Regions from separate parts of the Homo sapiens genome. Here region 1 is linked to region 2. A link is a loop called in an ENCODE intact Hi-C map of the cell type or tissue named here. Cell type or tissue: testis. All regions are shown on one strand. Links, peaks and the distances in the headings refer to the core of each region. The heading gives the core; the rest is flanking DNA. Region 1 overlaps PHYHD1 (phytanoyl-CoA dioxygenase domain containing 1). Region 2 overlaps KYAT1-SPOUT1 (KYAT1-SPOUT1 readthrough).

What was found. A loop is a pair of places that touch in the nucleus more often than their neighbours do. Peaks named below come from ENCODE experiments on the same cell type or tissue, not always from the same donor. Only the 100,000 strongest peaks of a DNase experiment are listed, where the experiment ranks them.
Region 1: a loop joins it to region 2, with 3 times the contacts of the local background. A loop is called at or near these places in 16 of 110 quality-filtered maps.

Annotation. Positions count from the first base shown.
Region 1 is chr9:128,938,528-128,944,707 of GRCh38, reverse strand. It overlaps PHYHD1 (phytanoyl-CoA dioxygenase domain containing 1), which reads right to left. Exons shown (of 13, transcript NM_001100876.2): 10 at 4,211-4,339; 11 at 3,993-4,109; 12 at 3,137-3,263; 13 at 2,670-3,040. The coding sequence ends at 2,995. Among named protein-coding and RNA genes, the nearest start is that of DOLK, 6.0 kb to the left of the region's middle. RefSeq lists a silencer at 2,764-2,962. In testis, for the core only: no CTCF peak of the experiment used is centred there; no DNase peak of the experiment used is centred there; H3K27ac peaks cover 1,042 bases.
Region 2 is chr9:128,862,358-128,864,857 of GRCh38, reverse strand. The region is part of intron 1 of KYAT1-SPOUT1 (KYAT1-SPOUT1 readthrough); the gene reads left to right. All of the region lies in intron 1 of KYAT1 (kynurenine aminotransferase 1), which reads left to right. Among named protein-coding and RNA genes, the nearest start is that of KYAT1, 18 kb to the left of the region's middle. RefSeq lists an enhancer at 974-1,268. In testis, for the core only: CTCF peaks have their summits at 919 and 1,118 (motif pointing left); a DNase peak (open chromatin) is centred at 1,097.

The DNA.
Region 1 (6,180 bases), core at 1,232-3,731, 79 kb before region 2:
TCAAAACAAAACAAAACAAAACAAAAAAACAACTTTGTGACCTTGGGTGAGTCACTTAGCCAGGCTGAACCTCAATTCTCTTGCAGATGGGAGTAATGACAGCCCACACCTCGCGGGGTGTTGTGAGGGTCCAGCCTAGAGCCCACCCTTGATAAGCAGTCAGAAAGGGAGTCATTTTTACCAAAGACCAGTCCTCATCTTAGTGAAAAGCCGAAAAGCTGGGCAAACCACTTGGAAACCAGAGTGACCTTTGCTCTCCTGGCTTCACTTGGAGGTGGAGAACTCCTGAGGGAAAGAGCAGAGGGCTAGGAATTACTGAAGGGAGAGGTGGGTCAACTTTGGCAGGGTTGAGGGAGGATCAGATCCTGCTTGGGCTGGATCTTGTTTTAGCCAACCCCACCCCGCCTCTGGTGTCCCACTGAGTGGTGTCCATAGAGAAAGATGGGCTGAACAGCACCAGGACCTCATCAAGGGGCCCTTCTTAAGACCTTTCCATGTTCTAATCCTATCCAAACCTGTGTTTGTCTTTTCCTAAGGTAGGAAAGATCCACAGGGGCTGGGGGAGTTTCCTGAGAGGTAAAATGACTGTATGAGGGGCCCACGCTGCAGCCTTGCTCTCTGGCTGGGAAGACAGGCTCCGGCACTGCCTCACTCCCCACCCCATCCCCCAAGGCTAGCACAGGGCACTGACAAGGAGCAGGAAATCAGTAGATTTGGGAGTCCATCTGCACTGTGTCCCTCCCAGAATTGTACACTACACAGATAGTGAATGGATAAACATTTTCCGTCACTAGGAAGATAGCACAGCAAGATTCCTGAGGCTGGACAAGGTTCTCCCTTTCTCCCCAAGCTTGGGAGGACATCAGAGGAGGTGAGAGCTTTGGTCCACCAAGGCCAGAAGCCGGGAGCAGAGCTCCAGGGAGCGAAGCTTCTGCTTGAGAATCACTGCCATGTCCTTTCCCTCAGAGGAGAGTATTGAGACATTTCTTTGGGACTCAATGGAGACGCTTCCCTTCTCTTAGGCTCCCTCCTATTGCTTGCAAAAGGAAGCAGCAAAATGTTGGTGAAAGAGCACCAGCTTTGCCCCACGGACTCCCAGGGTGGCCTTGGGAAAGGGCTCTATCCTCTGGGCCTTGGGTTGTCCATGTATATAGTTGGGGGATAGGCTACATCAGGGTCACAAACTCAAATGACTGCCAAGGCCAATCAGGTAACGCAGTGAACGACAACAGGGGACCACACTGAGCCTCTAAGGGAGCTCCAGCCAGTAGCCACCATGCTAGAGTGTAGGCCCCGTGTTGTCAATTGCATGCTCATTCGAGGAAGCTTAGGAACCTGGATTATTATGTGGAATCTTCAAGTTTTTTCTTAAATGCTGAGGCCTGGCCAGGCGCGGTGGCTCACGCCTGTAATCCCAGCACTATGGGAGGCCAAGGCGGGTGGATCACTAGGTCAGGAGTTCAAGACCAGCCTGGCAAAGATGGTGAAACCCTGTCTCTACTAAAAATACAAAAATTAGCCGGGTGTGGTGGCAGGCGCCTGTAATCCCAGCTACTCTGGATACTGAGGGAGAGAATTGCTTGAACCCGGGAGGCGGAGGTCGCAATGAGCTGAGATCTTGCCACTGCACTCCAGCCTGGGTGACAGAGTGAGACTCTGTCTCAAAAAAAAAAAAAAAATGCTGAGGCCCAGACAAAATGCGTCTGTGGGCTAGAATCAGCCTGTGTTCCCCAGTTTGTAGCCTCTGGGCCAAACCTCAGCTAAGGTTTTAGATTTGGCAGTTGTTCTGAAGGTCTGAGTGCCTGCCAAGCATGCCCAAACAGGAAGGGCCCCTGAAGGCCCTAGTCTGGCCCCCTTACTGGACATGGGAGGAAACAGGCCCAGAGGAAGGAAAGGCCCTGGCCTGAGACCAGAGAGCAAGTTGCTCACAGAGCCAGGACCAGAACCTGGAACTCTGGATTCCTAGCTCTGGGCATCTCTGCTCCCCAAGAAGAGAAGACGAGGCAGTGTCAAGGTTAGGAGCACGGGCTCTGCATGAGGCTGACCCTGCTGAACAACCGAGCAGCCACGTGACTTGGGCAGGTCATTTACCCCCTCCTTGGCTCAGCGTCGTCTTCTGTAAGTACAGATAATGGCACTTACCTCTCCGAGTGAGGATTCCATGAGATAAAGCCTGTGAAGGTCTCAGCACAGAGCAGGGCACACGGTCACTGCCCACTAAATGTTACTTATTAAAATCATGCAAGCCACGCCAAGCAGGGCTGGGGTACCTGGGATGCATTTTAGCATCTTGTCTGGAAAGCAATTTTTTTTTTTTTTTTTGAGATGGAGTTTTGCTTGTGTTGCCCAGGCTGGAGTGCAATGGTGTGATCTCGACTCACCGCAATCTCTACCTCCCGGGTTCAAGCTATTCTCCTGCCTCAGCCTCCCGAGTAGCTGGGATTACAGGCACGCACCACCACGCCCAGCTAATTTTTTGTATTTTTAGTAGAGACAGGGTTTCTCCATGTTGGTCAAACTGGTCTAGAACTGCCAACCTCAGGTCATCCGCCCACCTCGGCCTCCCAAAGTGCTAGGATTACAGGCGTGAGCCACTGCACCTGGCCTGGAAAGCAGTTTTCTTCTCTGGAAAGCAATGCTGCTTGGGAAAGAAGGCTCAGTAGGGAAGCTGCATTCTGAAGTCGTTTTTATTCGATAACTAACACCATAATAACCAGAGTTCCATCTGAGAGGAGAGGAGAGTGAGAAGGGGCCAGAACCCTTTGGTGGCTGAGAAGCCTCCTCAAGGCTATGTTGGGGCAGTAGGGAGGCAGAGAGGTGAAGATCTTAGGGAAGCCCCTGACCCAGCCTAGGCTGCTGCCCACAGGGCAGGAGGAAAGCCCAGGAGGGGAGACAAGACCTCCCTGTTGCAACCAGGAGGCTGAGCAAGGCACTGGTGTTTACAGCCCACAGCTTCACCCGGGAGGGGCGAGGGCTCCTGCCCTGCGAGAGCCTTTAGGTGTACAGTTGGGGAAAGGGCAGTTCAGCTGTTGGCTGGAGCCTGCAGAGGATAGAGGAGAAACAACCTTGAGGTGCAGGGTCACTGTTCCCAGCCTCCAGGGGACTGTCGGGCACACACACCCACCCTGTCACCTACCAGTTCTCCGGGCTCCAGGTGGTGCCAGAGGCCTCCATGAGGTGGAAAGTGTAGGCCTGGCGCGAGCGGTCAGAGAGGTTCTGCTTGCTCTTGTGTACCACTTCTCCATGGATGAGGACCAGGGCCCCTGGCAGAGACACAAGCAGGTCAGGAACCTACCAGCCCCACATCCCCCCTCCCCAGAGCAGGAAGGGACATGGGCCCTCCTCCTTCCAGTGGTTTTGTGGCCCCCATCCATCCCCATTCCCTTCCCTGAAAGCTCAGGCATCTGCAGCCTCCCTCAGGGACAAAAGCTAAGCTATTGAGATGCATGTTCCTCTGGGATCAAGTCCCCTCTGCTGTGGACTGTGGCCTTGGCAAGCCTTAGGAAGGGCCTCCCCTCCCGAGGTCTTTGCAGGATCAGGCAGAAGCCCTCTGTCCTGTGCCAGTCCACTGGGACCTCTCCGGTGATGCTGAGTTAGACATTGGTTTTCCCTTTTCATAAGAAAAAGGGCCGCCCAACAGCCAACATTTGTTGAGCAGTGGCTATGCACTAGGCAGACTCTATATCAACATATTTATCATCTCACTGACTTTCCACTTTACGTTTGGGGAAATTAAGGCTCAGGGAGTCAGTCATTTGCCCAGAGAAACAGCCCATAAGTAGCAGAGTGTGGATTCCAGGGTGATCTGGATCAGCCTGCAGGAAAACATGCTGCTTCCTGACTTCCCAGCGCCCATCCAGCCCCTCCTTCTCTTTCTGTGACTTCACTGCCCTCAGATGACCCCGAGGGCAACCTCTTGGACGCTGGGTAGTCGAGCAAGCACAGACTGATGGACTCAGCCCCCTGCCTCTCTGCCCTCTGCATCTGCCTACCTCTCTGCACTGGGGTGGGCACAAAGAGGCTGTTATCCCGGGCTGGCTCTGACCCAAGGAAGCTGGTACCAGGCGCTGAGCCAACAGGGGCCCGGACCATCCTTCTTGACACACCACCTGCAGGCCAAGATGGAGAGCCTTAAACTCCTCCTTTCTCAAGGTCCCTCTCCCTAGGGGGTGGGGAGTCCCAAGTGGGCAGAAGAGACAGGGTTCCTCACTGGTGTGGGAGCCAGGGATGAACCAGAGACAGCCGTTCTCCAGCGTGGCATCCTCCACTGCGATCCACACGCCCAGCACCCGGCCCAGGGGCTCCGTGTACAGGAAGGAGGCGTCCTGATGAGGGGAGACTAAGCAGGCCCACGGGGGGTGAGGAGCTCATCCTTTTGCCTGTTTCCACCTCACCTTGGCCTCATTACCTATTCCTCAGTCCTCTGGGTGCTCTCCAGGGCCAGCCTTCCCATGATCAGTTAGAATCTCATCACTTCCTGGCCCAGGACTCTAAGGCAAGCGATTTCACCTCTCAAAGCCTCAATTTCCTAAACCGTGAAGTGGCTCCAACAACAACCTACCTCACAGGGTGCTGGAGGATTCTATGAGATGATGTATGAAAAGTGCTTAGGGCCCAACAATGTAACTGCTTGATATAAAGTAGCACTACTGTTTAATTCCAGTGAGATAACTCAAGCCACCCTTCTTAACCAGGGACAAGCGGCCCCCAGCCACCAGATGGTTCACCCAGTGGCCTAAGTTTGGGAGGTTGGGGCTTGGCGCGGTGGCTCACACCTATAATCTCAGCACTTTGGGAGGCCAAGGCGGGTGGATCACCTGAGGTCAGGAATTTGAGACCAGCCTGGCCAACATGGTGAAACCCTGTCTCTACTAAAAACACAAAAATTAGCCATGTGTGGTGGCAGGCGCCTGTAATCCCAGCTACTTGGGAGGCTGAGACAGAAGAATTGCTTGAACTCGGGAGGCAGAACTTGCAGTGAGCCGAGACTGTGCCACCTCACTCCAGTCTGGGTGACAGAGCAAGACTCCCTCTCAAAAAAAAAAATTGGGAAGTTGGGTGCGAAGCAGGGAGATGCTATGATCAGGCATCCACATTTCTTTATTATTATTATTATTTTTTTTTTTTTTGAGACGGAGTCTGGCTCTGTCGCCCAGGCTGGAGTGCAGTGGCACGATCTTGGCTCACTGCAACCTCCGCCTCCCGGATTCAAGTGATTCTCCTGCTTCAGCCTCCCTAGTAGCTGGGATTACAGGTGCCTGACACCACGCCCAGCTAATTTTCATATTTTTAGTAGAGATGGGGTTTCACCATGTTAGCCAGGCTGGTCTCAAACTCCTGACCTTAGGTGATCTACCCCCTCGGCCTCCCAAAGTGCTGGGATTACAAGCGTGAGCCACCACTCCTGGCCAGCATCCACATTTTTAAAAACCTCCCCACACGATGCTGGGGCACAGTTAGGATGCGGAACCACCGAACAAAGGAACATGGTCCTCAGCAACAGAACAAACAGGTTGCTGTCTCACCTCCTTCCTTCCCGGGCAACTGCGTGTTTTCTGAATACTGAACTTTAAGACAGACCTCCAAAGGAACATTTGAAATGGAAGGGGCTTTGAAACATTTGGGAGAGGAATGGTGGAAGGAACTGGGAGAACTGGACTCAGGCAGAGAGTGGGGATGGTCATCCCTTTGGGGAACTGGACTCAGGCTAAGGGTGGGGATGGTCATCCCTTTGGGGAACTTCGTACAGGCTGAATGGTGGAAGAAGGTGGTCACAAGGAGGCTGACTTGGGCTCATGCAAGGAAGGAAAGGGCTTCCTGGGAGGGGATGAGCTCCCTGTCACCAGAGGTATTTGAGCAGAAGTAGATAATCACCTACTAGGGAGGCTGTAAAGGGTGGCTGCATGGTGTAGGGTGTGGAACTAGATCAGCAATTTCTATGCTGAATTCGTCCTCCAGGAAACTTGTTAAAAATACAGATTCCAGGGCCGGGCGCGGTGGCTCATCCCTGTAATCCCAGCACTTTGGGAGGCTGAGGCGGGTGGATCACCTGAGGTCAGGAGTTCGAGACCAGCCTGGCCAACATGGTGGAACCCCGTCTCTACTAAAAATACAAAAAATTAGCTGGGCGTGGTGGCAGGCACCTGTAATCCCAGCTACTTGGGAAGCTGAGGCAGGAGA
Region 2 (2,500 bases), core at 1-2,500:
GCAGGCGGATCACTTGAGGTCAGGAGTTCTAGACCAGCCTGGTCAACATGGTGAAACCCTGTCTCTACTAAAAATACAAAGATTAGCTGGACATGGTGGTGCACAACTGTAGTCCCAGCTACTCGGGAGGCTGAGGCACAAGAATCACTTGAACATGGGAGGCGGAGGTTGCAGAGAGCTGAGATCGCGCTGCTGCACTTCAGCCTGGGCGACAGAGCACGACTTTGTCCCCCAAAAAATAAGTAAATAAATAATAAAAGTGATGGGACCTGATTTCAAGTAGTCAAAATCGCAGAGACAGCAAATGGGCTGGGCTATGGGCCAGAGGGTAAAGGGATGTAATTGTTTAATGGGTACAGAGTTGTCAGTTTTACAAGATGAAAACAGTTCCCAAAACTGTATACCTGTACATAGTTAAGATGGTAAAGTTTATGATATGTGTATTTTACCAAAATTTTTTAAATGAAAAACTTTTTTTTTTTTTTTTTTTTTGAGACAGAGTCTCGCTCTGTCGCCCAGGCTGGAGTGCAATGGCGCAATCTCGGCTCACTACAATCTTCGCCTCCCGGGTTCACAACATTCTCCTGCCTCAGCCTTCCAAGCAGCTGGGACTATAGGCACCCGCCACCATGCCTGGCTAATTTTTTTTTCGTATTTTTAGTAGAGACGGGGTTTCACTGTGTTAGCCAGGACAGTCTCGATCTCCTGACATTGTGATCCACCTGCCTCGGCCTCCCAAAGTGCTGGGATTACAGGTGTGAGCCACCGCGCCCGGCCTGAAAAACATTTTTAAGTGGTGGGACGTGTAGGGCTCCACGGGGCACCTAGCACAGGAAAGCGTGTGGTAAATAAAAGGTGACTGCCAGGGCTGTTGAGGAGCTGACTAGGGAAGGCCTGCTTCCTAGAAAAGGGGTGAGGCGCAGGGCATTGGAGGGAGGTGTGCCTGGGAGGTCAGGAGTCCTGCCTTATGCGGGAACCTGGAGCAGCACCCTCCCTGCTTTGGGCCTCCTCTGTGAAGTGAGGCGTAGTCCCCTCCTGGGGCCAGCAGGTTGCTCTGTGACCTGGGCCAGCAACCTCAAAGCCACGAGGGGCCTGGCTCCTTGCGCCCCCTGCTGGCCGACTCGGGAATAACACACCCACAAGCCCCCAAGTTGCTCCCAACCAACCTGGCCAAGTTGCTGGGTTAAGGCAGCCTACGTGCCCCCTGTACCCTTCTGCTCTTGGCTGAGAACCCCTTATGGCTTCTCCCTCCCTCCCTCCCTCCTAAGTTCCTGGAACCTACCTTCACCACACCCATAAGCTCACAGACACAGACACAGAGATGTGTGCACATGCTCAGGTGCAAGCTCTTGTATTTGGATCCTTTTGTTGTTTTGGTTTTTTTTTTTGTAGAGAAAGGGTGTTGTTATGTTGCCCAGGCTAGTCTTGAACTTCTGAGCTCAAGCGATCTGCCCACCTCAGCCTCCCAAAATGCTGGGATTACAGGTGTGAGCCACCATGCCCAGCCTCCATGAATTATTATTATTTATTTCATGCATAGAAAATTGATGTTCAGAGAGGTAAAATGGCTTGCCTCATGTCACACTGCCAAGGTCATCAAAGCCTGTGTTCTAATCCTTCCCCCGTCTCTCAGCACTGCCCTCCTCCTTGTGTGTCTACTTGGGGCCTGATCCTGGGTGTGGTAATAGAACAGACCTACCCTGTGGAGGGTGCAACATAACATTCACTTCTGGCCGGGCATGGTGGCTCATGCCTGTAATCTCAGCACTTTGGGAGGCCGAGGCGGGCGGATCATGAGGTCAGGAGTTCAAGACCATCCTGGCCAACATGGTGAAACCCCATCTCTACTAAAGACACACAAAAAAATTAGCCGGGCATGGTAGCGCGCGTCTGTAATCCCAGCCACTCGGGAGGCTGAGGCATGAGAATCACTTGAACCTGGGAGGCGGAGGTTGCAGGGAGCCGAGATCATGCCATTGCACTCCATCCTGGGTGATAAAAAGATAGGGCGAGACTCTGTGTCAAAAAACAAACAAACCAACATTGACTCCTATGCCCAGTCTTACCCGGCCACACATAGGCCCGATGCACTGCCAGTCCCCTGCAATGGAAGCCGATCCTGGTTTCCAGCCCCACCCCCAAGGCTGCAAGATTGTTTAAGCATATCCGTGTGCAGCACAGGTGCCACCCAGCTTCTTGACCCCCATGGAGCCAGTGATCTGGACACACAGAAGGCACCGCCTTTCCTGAGAACTGGCAGTGCCCAGAGAAGGCAAGGGGCCAAGGCTGGGGCAGGGCAGAGAAGAGGGCCACAGCTGGGATCTGTTTCTCCTGAGTTTCTGCCCTGTGCTGGCACCAGGTGTACAATCTGCTATAAGGCCTGCAGGAGCTCAATGTAAGTGTTGTTATTTTAGTATGTTAGGAATTTCCTCACCTGTTAATGAGGGTGAGGATAGCACTTGCTTTACAGAGTTGTTGAAAGGATCCAGTGACAAAAGTA